Regions from separate parts of the Mus musculus genome. Here region 2 is linked to region 1. Evidence: chromatin loops called from intact Hi-C (ENCODE). Cell type or tissue: heart. All regions are shown on one strand.

Region 1 (8,000 bases):
TTTTTTATTACGTATTTTCCTCAATTACATTTCCAATGGTATCCCAAAAGTCCCCCATACCCTCCCCCACGCATGAAGGAATTAAACATTGGTGGATTCATGACTGAGTAGGGAGGGACAGATCAGAACCATTCCCAGTGAATCTATTCCAAGTTGAAAAGCCAAATTCAGTCCCCAGAGATCATGCACTCACGTCCTTCCTTCTGGCTATTCTTGCTGCAGCAGGAAGTCCAGGAGGACCTCCTGTTCTGAGGCAGATCATTAGGGTAGGGATCAGTCAGAAAGCTTAAAGATGAAGTAGAAGAAGCTCCCAAGACTCGTGTGACCTGTCTAGATCCTTCCTCACTAAGTCTCTTTATAGACCTTTGAACTGGTGTTGAAGTCCAGGCTTTCTCATAGAGAATTAATGATATGCATATTTACTTTGTAAGGTGTACAGACATTTCAGTTTTATTCTTGTCTCCTTTTAGTGCTCCAAAGACATTTCCTGGCCAAACTATTGACTAGAAATAGCCCAGTCACTTTTCTTTCTGACTAAGACAAGCACTCATGTTTGAAGAACCATTTACTTCTGTCATTTTCTTTTGTTTTTGTTTGTTTGTTTGTTTTGGTTTTTTGGTTTTTTTTGAGACAGAGTCTCCCTGTGTACCTCTGTGGAACTCACTATGTAGACATGTCTCAAACTCAAAGAAATCCACCTGCTTCTGTCTCCTGAGTGCTGGGTTAAAGTTGTATACCACCACCATACATGGCTCATTTATCTTAAAGGCCTGGTAACAAATATTTATGAAGTAAATTAAAAAGAAAGAATCAGGATTTTATTCTGTTCCACCTCATATCTTTTACTAAATACATTGCACATGTAGGAAAAATGGGCATGTAGACACTTGCTCTGGCTAATCTCAGCCCTATGCGTGATGTGTTGTATACAAGCCTTAATCTCTTTCCTAGCTGTGAGCAGGACTTTGAGGTGAATGTTTGTTACTGTAATATAGTTTCTATGCACTGTAATACAGTACATCTGTATTGTAGTGCCTATGCTTATCAAGGGCATTACCAATGTTTTGGACCAGAGAATTACTTGTTTGCTGGGCTCTCCTTTCCACTGAAGGAAGAATTTAGTAGCATTCTGTCCCTTATCAGCCACCTAACAGTAGGATATGATAAAGAAAGATGTTTTTAGATATTGACATATGTCCCTAGGGTGGAAAGGGACTATTAGTTAGAAACCACTTTTTTATTTTACATGAACAATGACAGGGTGGGGGGATTTAAATCAGTAATAAAATTTTGCCTAGCATGAGGAAGACCCCAACTTCAACCCTCTGTTGTAGAAAATAAAAACAAATATGAATAAAACATAGTTTTATTTAAACAATATTTTAAGCAATATTAAAATTGATAAAAACCACATGTCGTGGTGTGTGTGTATGTGTGTGTTTTCTATTAATATTCTACTACAAGGACATACTGGCCTTTCCCCTGAGTAGTAAGGCTTTTGTTTATGGGAACAATAGTTGTTATTTTGGAGCAGAGATTTCTAGGTTATTAAAGTTTCCAAACATAATATTTGATTTCTGTGTAACAGAAAATAGAAAAACAAAACACTTAAATGGCCACAGTCCTCACCTTAATGGACTCTAATGTTAAAAATTAATGAGGTGGCTCATGAGTTAAGGCATTCACTGCTAACGCCAATGCCTTCAGTTTGATCTCTTGGACCCACATGTTGGAAGGAGACCAGGTTCTTGAAATTGTCCTCTGATCTCTGCATGTGCACCATGGCATACTTAAACACAAGACCCCTCTCCCACAAAAGGAATAAAAAATAAAATTAATAAAATAGGGTTGACAAGAAGGCTCAGCAGGTTAAAGCACTTGATGCACAAGCCTGACGATCTGAGCTCAATCTCCAGAACCCACATGCAGATGGAAGGAGAGGCCTGATTCTATAAAGTTGTCTTTTGATCTCTCTTTTTTTTTTTTTGCACACACACACACACACACACACACGCACAGAGAGACAGAGACAGAGACAGAGAGACAGAGACAGAGAGACAGAGACAGAGAGAGACAGAAAGAGAGACACAGAGAGAGAGAGACAGAGAGAGAGAGACAGAGACAGAGACAGAGAGAGAGAACAAACCAGCAAAGTAAATTAATAAATGCACATGGTAAATGCACAATTGATATAGGAAGGCAAGAATGGCCAACATGTCTTGCTCTGGTTGTAATCACCAGTTTTCCCAAAGCTCTATAGTAAGGAAAACATAAACTTCCCTTGGGAGAACTGGAATCATGAGGGTGAACCTTATGTGGAAACAGGATGGTGGTGGCTTGAGGCTAAAGCCAGTTCCAAGAAAATTAAAAGGGAAGCCCTTTGCTTTCCCTAAGAGCTCCGCTTTATCCCAGAGTACACTTGGCTGTATAACTTGGAAATTTAGCTGGTTTTAGTTTGAATATGATACTTTGAACTTAAGAACAAGCCAGCTGAGACTAGTTCTTTGGCAGTGAGCTCTGTCCCCATCTTTTTCAAGGCTGACCTGTTGTGTCTGTGCCAGGGACTCATTTCAGGCCTTTTCCCTGGGTACACAGGCAGCCACTCTCTGCTTGCATGGCTCGTTGTTCTGGGGGAACAATTCAGCCTTTGTCACCATGCTGAGGTTCTCCAGGCAGGCCTCTGGGAATGGATACAGGTTTCTAGTGACTCCAGCACCCATCAGTACTGCTTGAAAGGTGCTGCTGGGCTCCATATTTCCTTAATGAGCTGCCTACTCGAAAGAGACCTGAATGTGTTTGATCTTCCAAAGCACTTGAGGCTCCTGATCTAAAAGTGCAGATGTAAGGAAGAAGTTTTAGCATTCTCTTAGCATGACTTTCATCCACTGAAAGAGGCCCTTTATGTGCTGTAGGCACTGACACCGTAAAGTTCAGAAACACACAACTATACAGGGCCACTTGTATGAGGCCAAAGATATTTAGGAACACAGAGTTTTCTTTTATCATTAACTGTGAACTTTTATGACATTTTCCCGCCTGATTGTTCATTCACTTGCTCATGCAGAAACATTAATTAACCAACAGTGGCATCCTGAACAGTTTTGGAGCATTGTGTGGGAATGTCTGAGGGAGCATAGCAGAGTGGCTAAGAGTATCAAAACATGAAGCTGCTTGGCCTTTTCTGGGTCTGAAGCAACTTAGCATCCTTATAACTCAGAGTCAGAAAACTCAGAATAACAACAGTATCTAGTTCAAGAGTAAATGTAAGCACAGACTGAGGCATGCTGCTACGTACTGCCAGGGTACTGTGCTCACTAATCTGAATTCTATATAAGACAAGAAAGCAACTCAAAGACTAGAGTTTTAAAAAGGACTCTTCTTCAAATGATTATGTATAGTAAAGAACACCAAATGCATTAGGAGGTAAAAGGAGGCTAAGTTTTAGAGAGGAAGTATGGTCTGCTGCAACAAGCCAGTCCAAGAGGACAGGGAATGGCTTGCTGGGGTCTTAGGGCCAAACAACTGGGAGATATTAGGTCCTCCCCTTGAGTTGTATCACTATCTATTTCAAGGATTAAAAATAGGAAAAACGAACTCGTATGACATATTGCATGTATTATTTTATATCTTAGCCTGTGTATTAGTTAATCACAGATAATCGAACGATGCACTAGAAACAGTAAATATTGAAGTAATGTGAACTACGGCTTTCTGAGTCAGGAACTAAGCAGGATAGCTTAGTTCTGACTTTGGATTTCCCATGAGAGTGAAATCAAGGTTTGCCTGGATACAGTCACTTTGAAGGACTGGATGTGGTTGCTAGGTTTGATCACACACATGACTATGCTTTGTCACTTCAGATCTTTGCCACATGGTCCTCTCCATTGAAGCTAGTGTTCTTACAACACGCTAGTTAGTCAGTTTGGGGTTTGGGAAAGTTGATTTTTCTAGCCTTTATGACCCAGTCTCAGAAGTCATATGTGGCCACTCCTTCCATATTTGATTATCAGAAGAAAATCTAGCTCTCACACAAGGGGAGGTCAATATAATTTTTCTGTTCTTTTCAGGGCACAGTATCATAGAATGTGTGGGCATCTTTCTAACCACTCCAACCAAGGAATGGGGAAAATCAATTCTGTCTCTATTCTAATGGCATAAATTAGCACATGATCTAATTAAATGAAGCCAGTTACATGTTGTTTGTTTGCGAGCATAGGGAGGAGAAGAAAATAAATTCTGCACAGAAATTGTATACTTATTAATGTGTATGGAGGTAGCTACCTAGTAACAGGGAGAAAGAAGGGAAGGGGAGACATATCAGAGTTAGTGAAATTTGAATCAGTATAGGAGAGGAAACAGCATTTTAAGTGAGAAAACAGATAAACAGGACAGGAAAGTGGGAAACACAAGATGCTTGTAATAGAAAAGTTTCTTTTCTTTTTGATATTATAAAAATATTCCGAGAAAACCAACCTAGGGGAGAAAGGGTTTCTTTTGGTTCACAGTTCAAAGTATATCATCCACAGTCAAGAAGCAGAGTGTGATGGCGACATCCTCAGTTCACTAGGTTCTTTTTTTTTTTCCATTAATTTGTTTATTTATTCACTTTACATCCTGATTGAAGTCCCAGTCCTTCTGGTCCCCCCCCCCACACATACAGCTCCTCCCACATCCTATTTCCCCTTCTCCTCTGAGAAGGGAGAGGCTCCCCTGGGTATCATCGCACTGTGGCACATCAAGTCACTGTAAGACAAGCTGCATCCTCTCCCACTGAAACCAGACAAGGCAGCCCAGTTAAGAGAGTGGAATCCTCAGTCAGGCAACAGCTTTAGGATAAACCCTTACTCCAGTTGTTGACCAACCTACAAGAAAACTAAGTCACACATATAATACATATGAGTGGGTGGCTTAGGTCCAGCCCATGAATGCTTTTTGTTTGGTAGTTCAGTCTCTGGGAACTCCCAAGGGTCCAGGCCAGTTGACTGTTGGTCTTCCTGTGGAGTTCCTATCCCCTTCTGGTCCCTCAATTCTTCCACAAGACTCCCAGAGTTCTGTCTAATGTTTGAGTCTCTGCATCTGTTTCAGTCAGCTGCTGGGTGGAGCCTCTGAGAATACAGTTAAAACAGTTCATTGGAGGCAGAGGGAGGGAGGGCACTGGCTGGGAGAGGAAATAGGGAAGGTAAGGGGGATCAGGATCAGCAGAGAGGAAGAGAGAGGTCTAGAAGAATGAATGGAAATCAGTGGCTAGTAGGGGACGGATATTTCTAGGGTGTGCCAGAGACCTGGAATGGGGGGCGCTCCCGGGAATCTATGTTGGTGACTCTGGCAGGAACTCCAAGCAGTTGGGGATATGGAACCTGAAGTGTTCACCTCCTGTAGCCAGGCAGGACCCCAAATGGAGAAATGAGGGCACCACAAAACCCTTGACTCAAATTATGTCATGACTACAACAAGCACAGGGACAAAGATAGAGCAGAGACTGAGGGTATGGCCAACCAATGACCTTGTCCCATCCCATGAGCAAGAACCAATCCCTGACACTATTAATGATACTCTGTTATGCTTGCAGATAGGAGCTTAGCATAACTACCCTCTAAGAGGCCTCACTCGGTCTTAATCCAGGGAATGGTTCCTCCTACAGTGAGAAGGTCTTCCCATCTCAACCTAATCAAAATAATCCTCCATAAGCATTCCCAGAGGCCTCTTTCTGAGGCAATTCTAGATGTGATCAGGTTCACAATTGAGATTAATAACCATAGTGCTGAAATACAATGTTTAAAGTCATCCTGACCCTACCAGAAATTAAATATAAAAGTAGCTGTTTGGTCAGTTGTTTTGTAATTATTTCTTCATTAAGATTGTTCTCTAAGGTATATTTTACAATGATGACATTATTAACAATTTTAATTAGTAGCCATCACACTGGCTCAGTTTGGCTGTTGTCAATATCTAGTAAAACATTGATGACAACATGATGATCTAGAATATATTGTTGAATTGAATATATAAATGGTACTGACATTTAGAGGAATGGTTAAAAGTAAAAGAAAATTATATTGTTTGTCTTTCATTTGTGCTTTGAAATAAAATTAAGTTTGCTAAGTTCTATTCAACTACTTGATATGGAGGAACTTAATCATTTACCCTCTCTGTGCATCAGCCTCATATTAATAAAAACAGCAGCCTATATTTACTGTGAATGAGCTCTAAGAAAGATGACATGAAAACCATCTAGGTGGGGTAAACAGCAAGTGCCTAATAAGTGGCAGCTGCTTCTCTACTCAGAATGAGGCAGTAAATAGTCATCTTGGCTTCTTTCTGCAAGGTGTTATCCAGAAAATAGCAATATTCACTGAGGAGCCATAGGTGTATAACCAATTGTTAAATCAGGCGGAGCTCTGTACGGTGAGAAAGCAGAAGGGCATCAGGTCAAGGTTGGCAATACCTCTGAAGGTAGTGGACAGCACAGGATTTAACCCTGTGCCTCACTGGCTATGTACACACCTTTCGGCAGTTTATTTAGTATTTCTCAGTCTTTATTTCTCATCAGAATGATTTCCCTTTTCTAAGGTGTTAGGTAGCTTTGAGAAAACAGGTAAACTATTTGGAGCAGTTTGTCAACTTAAACCTCAGCAAATGATAGTGCTGGTGTTAAGAAAGGAGCCTCTGCATGGTAAGTGGAAAAGTCATTTTCAGAGCTAACGAAGAATTAGAACCTCACTGGAACCAGCACGAACAGAGGTGTAGAGGTTGGAGATATCACAGACCTGAACACAGGTTGCTGAGGGAGGGTCCGAGCAGAGAGGGCTGGGGAAACAGTTCTTGAAAGCAGAGAACTAGGGTCATTCAGTAAATATGGATCATGAGGTTCAACTCTTGGGTCCGGTGGTGGTTTATGCAAACATATTCTGAGGTTCTAATGCAAAAGGTAAATGATAGAATGAGTACCATGGTCTGACTTAGTGATAAAATATAGTCATTCATCCTCCAAGACCAGTAAGACTGATCTACTCAACGGCACCCAGGGACTTCTCATCACTCTCAATCTGTAGTCAAGGAAACAGAAGGCTAAAAACAATGTTGTGAAGATGCACTGATTTGAAAATATCTGCCAAGAAAAGAGGAGAGCTAGTTATGTATTCTGTGTGCAGGTTTCCATGGCAGTACATGTCTGAACAGAGTGCCAAATAAGGCACAGGTGTAACAGTGTGTGTTTGTGTGTGTGTTTCTGTGTGTATAATACATAGTTCCAACTCATGCCCTGGAAGAGAGGGGATAAAGCACTATTCTGGGCTATGAGAAGACAATTCCCAGGAGCTTTCTGAGTTCTTACTTTTGTGACAAATGATTTTAGATATAAATATCTTAGAGGTCTCTTGGGTAGTCAAAAGGAGAAATTACCAGCTGAAATGTGGAGCCTTGGATGCATGCACTCAATAGACAGATACTAGGTAGGAGTGAGATGCAGGGGGAAAAATTGAGCCTGGAATCAGATGCTATAAAATTCAGGCTCAATTGTGATTCATTGTGGGGAATTTGGCACCTTGTCTCACTGTCATATTAACGTCTGAGGCTCATCACTGAAAACCCTTAGTGGAAGATAGGAGGACCACTGTTCACTGGCCCACTTCCAGGCTCATGTTCAGTTTACTTTTCTCATGCAGCCTGTGCCTGCCCACAGATGTCATTGACCCTCAATGGGCTGAGCCCTTCTAATCTATCAATAAAAACAAAACAACAAGAACAACAAAACAAAAAACAAAATAATGCCTCACAGACATGCCCATAGGCCAAATCCCATCCAGACAACTCATCGACTGAGAGGCCTTCTTTTCAGATGTGTCAAAACCAAAGAGGACTCTTGGAAAAGAGGCATGCATAGCATCTTGCAATGCAGTGTTCTGGAGCCACGCTGTACAGCTTGCAAAAGCCAATTGTTAAAATTTTACATTTTATTCTGAGTCTGTCATAAACCTGGCAGCTATTACTAGAAATTAAGT
Region 2 (8,000 bases), 100 kb before region 1:
AAACAACTAAGTGAAAATGAGGATCTTAAGATGAAAAGCTTTCAATTACTTTAACAACAGAACACTCAACAGCAATTGCCCCTCATGTTTAACAAACAAACAAAAAAAAAAAAAACAAAAACAAAAAAAATTTTTTTTTGTAGTAAAATCCTTCTGTCTCAAAATAGTACCTCCACATGGACCATTACACTTTCATACATGAAGACAAAAAAAAAATCAAATTGTCTAAATAAATTGCAGGTCTCTGCTAAGGATGCTCCCATTCCTACATCACTGATAGACCTCTCCCCGGGCTCTTCACCAATGTAAGATGACCCAGGACACTGCTTTTGCTGCCCAGAACTTTCCATTATGGCAGATTAAAGTTTTGGTCACTGTGGTGATACCAGGTGCTTAACCCAACAGAGTTCTTCAGCTGGTATGTAAGTTAGAACAGCTAAACCTCCTGTGACATCAGCAGGTTTTTTTTTTACAGCATAGTAAATCTAAAATGTCTGCATAATCCATGCATGAAACACTAAAAAAAAATAAAATAAAAAATCTTTACGCAGATTGCCAACACAGCTGTGAAGTTCAAATCCACAAAGTCCCATCTTTGAACAGCCCAAATAATGTACACATACACACACACACCACATACCACACACACCACACATATATACAACACACAAAACCACACACAACATACACACATACCACACACTACAGATACACTACAGGCACACACACATAACACATACTACAGACATATCACACACACACACACCACACTACAGACACACCACAGGCACATCCATTATAGATACATCATACACACATATACCACACACACATACATACTATACACATACACTACACACCACACACACCACATACACATAGCAGATACCACACACTACAGACATAAACCACATACATACACCACATACACATCACATACCACACACATACATACCACACACACTATACACCACATACATACCACACACACATACCAGACACCACATACTACAGACACACCACAGACACGCATCACACATACAAACATACTACACATATATACTATACCACACATACCACATACACATACCAGATACCAAACACTATAGACATACCACAGGCACACACAAACACTCCCCTCCCCACATATACCACATACACATACCAGACATATTCCACTCAATAGCCATTCCCCACACACTCCATACACCACAGATACACTGTACATAGACCACACATAGTCACTACATAACACTCCACACACATCACAGACATTCCACACATATACAGACACTACACACCCCACAGTTACAGGCTGTTCTATTCTGTACTAACAGATTCACCGGATATTACAAACAAAAAACAAAAGCAGGCTCACCCCTGGCTTTGGAGAGCTGACCTTTCCTTCCAGTTAGTATACTGAAGTCTGTCTCTCACATGTACATTTTAAGAAAGCTTGAATTGACATTTGAAATCTATCCCATATGCCACCTCATACCTCATAAATAAAGTACAGAACTGGCAGCTTAACGGGGCATTTTCCTGTGAAGACACTTAAATGGTCTTCAGAACCATCTCAACAGTAGAGGCCTCAACCCTCCTCCCCAGCCACATCTATCTATACAATATATATACACAAAAATACATATAAGCAGCCATAAACGAAGCCAGTAACCCCATTAGTCATGTCTGGAGGCTTCACCTGAGTACCTGAACCTATAAGTCTGATTCTGGAGAAAACCAATTCACTATCAATCATGACACTTATCAAAAAATGCTTAATAGAGAATCCAAATAAATAACTGTGCTTGCTTGCAGAAAAATCATATTAAAAACCAGGTTAAAAGAGTCTCATACAAATTTCTTTTAAAACAACCAGCTGAATCCAAAATTTAGTAAACGTTTTCAGGAGCATATGATCTAAAATGAAAAATCATTTCATTTCAAAGATGGTTTCCTAAAGGAAAAATCCATTTTCTCAGAAATAATGAAAGGAAGAGAAATAACTACAACATCATGACTATGACCATCTAATTAATAAGCACTAACTTTCCACAAATAATGGAATCAATGTCCATCTGGTTTGTGGCTATGGTTTATGGGCGATGCACAGAAAATCGGCAACTCCACACCAAATGCACCACACAGCCTGGGGTGTTCTTCTGCAGCCCCTCCCTCCTGTGCTGTCCCTCCTTAGCATCAGGCTCCTTCTGCAGCAGCAGGCCAGCAGATTTTGCCTGCATCACTGCTGCAGGGTGCGCCTGGGTGCCCACACCCACCAGGAGGGGCCGGAGAGGTCACCCCCAAAGCGAAGGCTGCCCCAAAGGCTGCCCCTCGCATACCTAGGTGACCTGCTCCTCCCGACTCTACAACACTCTGACACTACGTCTCTCCACAGCAGCACCGCAAGGTATTAGCAGCTCTGGGCGCCAACAAAGCGCTGTCCTGGGCCTGGGTGGGGCCGGGCGGGGGCCGCAGGCGCCGAGTAGCTGTGCCAAGCCCCGTCGGCGAGAAGCCCGGAGACTGCGATACTGCTGCATTGTGCTGCATCACGGCGAGGGCACCGTAAGCCATCCATCTTGCCAACAACACACATCCCCGCCCCAAAAGCCCGCATCGAATCCATCTTCTCTTCTGCTGAAGCACTCCCACACATCCCTTTCCTCACTAAGTGCCCCGGCTTGACTGCAAAAATAAAGGGCAATGCTTTCCGTACAGCCTCCCCTCATTAGATGGTACCACCTGGCACCTCTCCTGTCACCAAAACAAAGGGAAGGCTCCCTCGGAGAGGCTACGGTGAGCCGGTGACCAGAGGGCACCTAGCCCACCTTCCCTAGGCAGGGCCCGAGGGTCCTTGAGCCCGCACGAACCTGTTGAAGACCCAGTGGCAGGACGTTAGGGCGGGCGCCGCACCCCAGGGCGGCTCCCCCAGCCCTGCGCGGGCGCGGAACTGGGCGAGGCGGGGGCGGCGGGGCTGCTGCAGAGCAGCACGGACCACGCCTGCCCGCAGCCCCACACCGTTACTCGCAGAGCCTGGAAGAGGCCCCGGGAGACCCCCGATTCGGCACGCACCCCCTTGACAGGACCGAGTGCGTCCGGGGGGGCAAGCGACCTCACTGCGAAACCCGCCGCGTCCGGAGGGCCGGCTCCCCGCCCCCACGGCCTCCGGGGTGCAGGGCAGCAGCAGCGTCATGCGCCCCGGCCCGCGCCCCTCCTCCGCTCTCCCGCAGGCAGCCCCGGGTGAGTTGGCATCCTCCTGCCTCGGCCCTTGACCTACCTCCGGAGGTGGGGTGGGGGGTGGGGGCCGGGGTCCCGTCCTCCTCCCGCTCCTCGGCGGCCGGGCCGGTAGGCCTGGGAGGCGACTTCGCAGGGCTGTCGGCGGCTGGGGCCGGGGCTCACAGGACGGGACCAGTAGGCGCTGCTGCGCTGGGCTGCGCGCTCGCTCCGGGCAGAGAGGCGGCCGGGGGAGGGACTGGAGGAATCTGCAGCCTGGACGGCGACAGCTGCACAGATTCCGGGGGCTGGGCGGGCGCGGGGCGGGGAGGAGGGAGGAGAAAACGCGCGGGCGGGGGCGGGGGCGCGGGGAGGGGCGGGGCGGGGAGAGGGGCGCGGGCGCGGGGAGGCTCGGTCGCGGGAGCGCGCACACGCCTCCCGCAGCACTCAAGCCTCCGCGGCTTCTCCCTGTCGCGCGCCCTCCGTCCTGCGCGCAGCCCTACAGCCCGGCAGCCGCCCACCCAGAGATGGTTCGGATGCGGCGGGGAACAGCGAGCGCGTGCACGCTCTCCGGAGCTCTGGCGCTTCCTAAGCCCCGGGCCACGCACCCTGCGCCAGGGTCTGGCCTGGGCGGGGTGGGTACCGCTGGAACCGCTGCTGCGAGAGCAAAAGGACAATGGGGGCTTTTATCCTTGCATCCAGTAAGGACCAATTACTCGTTTAATTTGAGGCTAATTCGATTATCGCCATTGAAAAAGACAGGCTAATTTTCTCGGTTACTTGTGCAGCCTCTTCTTCCCTGCGACGTTCGCCTTTAGAAAAGGAGTTGCACCGGGAGGTTAGGGTGAGTCGTTTGTTTGCTTGGTTGGAGCTCAGTGATGATGTCCAGCTTGAAGACCGATGACGCTGACCTCTATGAGAGAAGCTTTGGGCGTTGGAGCCAGTCATATGTGTTTCTTCAAACGGTTAATGGATTCCTCCATGTGAATGCTATTTTACCTTTCCCCTCGAGGGTAGCTGGGAACAGCCTACAAGTGGTTTATCCAATTCTTGCCTCATGGCTAAGCACAGACTCAACTTTAACCAGAGGCCAGGTGCTTTGCCCTGGACTCCCGGTTATTATAGAGGATCCTTGAGATGACGTGAACGCTGGAGTTCTACCACCTCCATTTTCTGACAATGGACATTTTCTTGAATTTATGTTAATTGCCCCCCACAAAGCAGCCCACTGGCTATCTTGTCAGCTCCCAGGCTGTGTAGAAGTCCTGAAACTGCACTAATGGGAGGGAAAGGATGGTGAATCATCATTCTAGGAATAGAAATGCTCTTTGGAGAACACGGTCTGGAGAAACTGATTTCCTCCCATTTCTGTAAGATCCCCAACTGTGGGCTTTTCAAGGGAATATGGTCCTTGACTTAAAAGGCAGTGTTCCCTGGAGATCTGCCCACCTGCTTAAAAAGCAACCTGGGCTGATGGAAGCATATTTTAGTACTAAAATAAAACAAAAAATTGTCATAGTACGTTGAAGACGATTATTTGTTTTAGAGCTTTACTATCAGTTTGCTTTTGATTATATGGAAAAAGTTGAGGAAGGCAAGTAATTTAACATTTTCCTCAGAAGGTTCATAACAGAGCCAGAAGGTCAATTCTTTCAAGGGTAGGATTCTTTGTTCTTTTGAATGTGTTGTTCAGTTAAGAGGTACTAAAAGTATTTGTTGACCTAAATCAAACAAAATCTACATGGGAACTGCTACCCAGTAATGAAGAAAACCCACTAGAAATGAAAGTTGCTTCCCTTTCGAGGGTCAGTGGAGTATGTCTCTGGTATCAACCTAGCCACACTGTTAATAGATCACCAATCTAAACCACATCAATGCTGGGGAATGCCTCACTTTAAATTCTTCCAAAGCTATTGTGAAATGGTAACACCTCAATGCTTCCTTCATCACAGATAGCAGGTACTTAAATCTTCCTTTGATGGCTGACTCATCTCCCCCATTCCACTCCCACTTAAGTCTTATTTTTTTTTCTTCAAAAAGGAACTCCCCCAACTGGTAATTAGTCCAAAAAAGATGTGAAAGTCAAAGATTCAGAGGTTTACCATAAATACCTCACCACTTCTATCTTTTGATAGAAAATAAAAATCACCCAGAAAAGACCAGTTCTAAACCTAGAGATATTATTTGAAAGATATCTCTTTTTAAAATATAATTATTGCAGATGTTTTTTTAAAATTTTACTTTATATATATATATATATATATATATATATATAGAGAGAGAGAGAGAGAGAGAGAGAGAGAGATAGATAGATAGATAGATAGATAGATAGATAGATATATATGACGAGTACACCGTAGCTGTCTTTAGACACATCAGAAGAGGGTATCAGATCCCTTTACAGATGGTTGTGAGCCACTATGTTGTTGCTGGGAATTGAACTCAGGACCTCTGGAAGAACAGTCAGTGGTCTTAACCACTGAGCCATCTCTCCAGCCCTGAAAGATATCTCTTTAAAAGGCAAATATTTAGAACAAAAATTTAAACTTAGTGACGGTGACAACTCAGAATTATCTTCAAATATCTCAGAAGCAGTTCTGTAGAAGTTGATCTTTACTTTAGAATCAAGGTTGATTTAAAGGAACCCAGAATTTATCATTATCATGTCAGTAACATACTATTTTCCATTAAGAAAAACCAGAAACCTATAATTATATTAGACTTTGTCTTCCAGAGAAACAATGTAGGGGTTCTTTTTGCTTTTTTGAGACAAGATTTCACTTTATTACAAGGCTCATCTTAAACTCACGCCAATGTACCCATATCAGCCTCTTGAGTGATGGGCTTCCAAGGCATGCACCATGATGCCCATTAGAAATACTTTGTTATGAAAATGTTGTGAGGTCAGTATTTAGGTCAGTATCGAAGTTCGATATTTAGCAAGGATGGGAGACACTCAAAATCACAAAAGTTTCGCAGATATAATTTGTCATTTTAACTTTCCATTTAAAATATGGAGGGAAATGTTCCTAACATGTATCAGTAACTGTCATCTGTGTTATGATGCTATAATACAAAATTCCCAAATCTTAGCATAACATAACAGGTCCCTAATTCAACAAAGGTTAATGTTTTGCTTTGTAAAGTCAGCTCTGGATTGAAGAGGCTTTCTGGGGAAGCTATCTTCACCGTACCAGCTCAGCATTCCAGGGTATGTTAATGTTAGGGTACCTCCATGTCAATGAGTGGTTCCACTCCCTGGTGAGGGAAGCCTGTGATAGAGGGTTAGGTATCAGCAACTAGCAAATGACACTTGGTCTCTTTCTCCCCATTTTATGCCAAAGTAAGTCATAGGACTACACCTGAAGCCAGATCTGTGTGAACAAGAAGTCTGTCTACTACCACCTGTTTGGTTTGGAAAAGAACGAATGATACCCTAGTCTTCTCTTTGTTATATATTAGCCCAAGTAGATCCTATTGTTTATTATACTGACCATAGCCTTAAACTTTAAAATCAAAACATGTTTTTAAACCTGAATGAATTTCTGTAATTTTTATCCTTTTTTTTCATAATTTTTATTCTTAATCATGCTCTCTTTTTGACCCCTATCAAGAGTGGGAAGTTTTCTTATCAGAATGTTTCAGTCAAGTGTGGTAGTGTAAGCATGTATTCCAGCACATGGGACTCGGAGGCAGGGTCTTCTCTGCTACTTACCAAGTTTGAGGCCAGCCTGAGCTACATGAAACCATGTCTCAAAAAATTTTTAGTTTTATATTGAACAGAAAAAAACTGTAAAGACATATATCCAACCAACTATCATGAATGAATACTTTTTGGCACTAAATGCACAATTTCTGACATAAAGTAATTTATTCTTTGATTAATTCGGTAAATATATTCCTAGAAGAATATATGTTCTAAAAGAGAGCAGTGGGCAGTTTGTTTGTTTGTTTGTTTAAGTCATCCTTTCCTTCATTTTCTATTCTAGAGGGTAAAAATATTATTATGTGATATGGTAATATAAACATAAATAATATTTAGAACTCCTTTTTCTTATTCTTTTTTCTTTTCTTTCTTTCTCCGCCTCCCCTACTCCCTTTTTTGTTTGTCTTTTGTTTTTAGAGACAGGTTTCTCTGTGTAGCCTTGGATGTCCTGGAATTTGTGCTATAGACCAGAATTTCCTTGATCCCATAGAGATCATCCTGCCTCTGCCTTCAGAGTGCTGGGATTATAGGCATGTGCCACTACCACCGGGCAAAAACCTTAGAACTCTTTAAAGTAACAAAATCCAAACTCAAAATGGGCAAAGGACCTGAATATATCATTCACCAATGATACCTAAGTGTCCAACAAGCTCCTGAGAATATGCTCAACTTAAATGACAATTAAAAACAAGAGAAACTACCTCATATGCATTAAGGTACCTATAATTAAAACAAACAAGAAGAAAATAACAAACATTGGTGAGAAACTGAGAAATCGATGATAGAAACAAAAACAATAATGCAGCCCCTGTGGGGAAAAAAAAATCTAGCAGGCTCCCAAAAAGTCACTTACTGCAGGTATTTAAGGAAACACTGTACCTGATCTTATGATCCTATGAGCAAGTGGTATTATTCATGATAGGCAAAAGTTAGAGACATCCCAAAAGCCCACCAGGGAATGAGTCAAGAAAATGTGCTGTATGTACAGTGATAAACGCTGTGATAAATGGAGGACGGATGCTATGAAGCAGATGATCCTTGGGAAGGTTAAGGGAGAGAACCTAAATAACATGTTCACATT

What was found. Peaks named below come from ENCODE experiments on the same cell type or tissue, not always from the same donor. Only the 100,000 strongest peaks of a DNase experiment are listed, where the experiment ranks them.
Region 2: a loop joins it to region 1, with 6 times the contacts of the local background. A loop is called at or near these places in 7 of 42 quality-filtered maps.

The regions. Positions count from the first base shown.
Region 1 is chr11:30,364,978-30,372,977 of GRCm38, forward strand. No RefSeq gene overlaps it. Among named protein-coding and RNA genes, the nearest start is that of Gm40820, 54 kb to the left of the region's middle. In heart, no CTCF peak of the experiment used is centred here; DNase peaks (open chromatin) are centred at 194, 2,604, 4,734 and 5,084.
Region 2 is chr11:30,264,671-30,272,670 of GRCm38, forward strand. Gm8098 (predicted gene 8098) reads left to right here and starts at 2,788. Exons shown (of 3, transcript NR_168037.1): 1 at 2,788-3,240. It also overlaps a transcript of Sptbn1 not described here. In heart, a CTCF peak has its summit at 2,277; DNase peaks (open chromatin) are centred at 2,411, 2,931, 3,451 and 3,721; H3K4me3 peaks cover 4,784 bases; H3K27ac peaks cover 3,322 bases.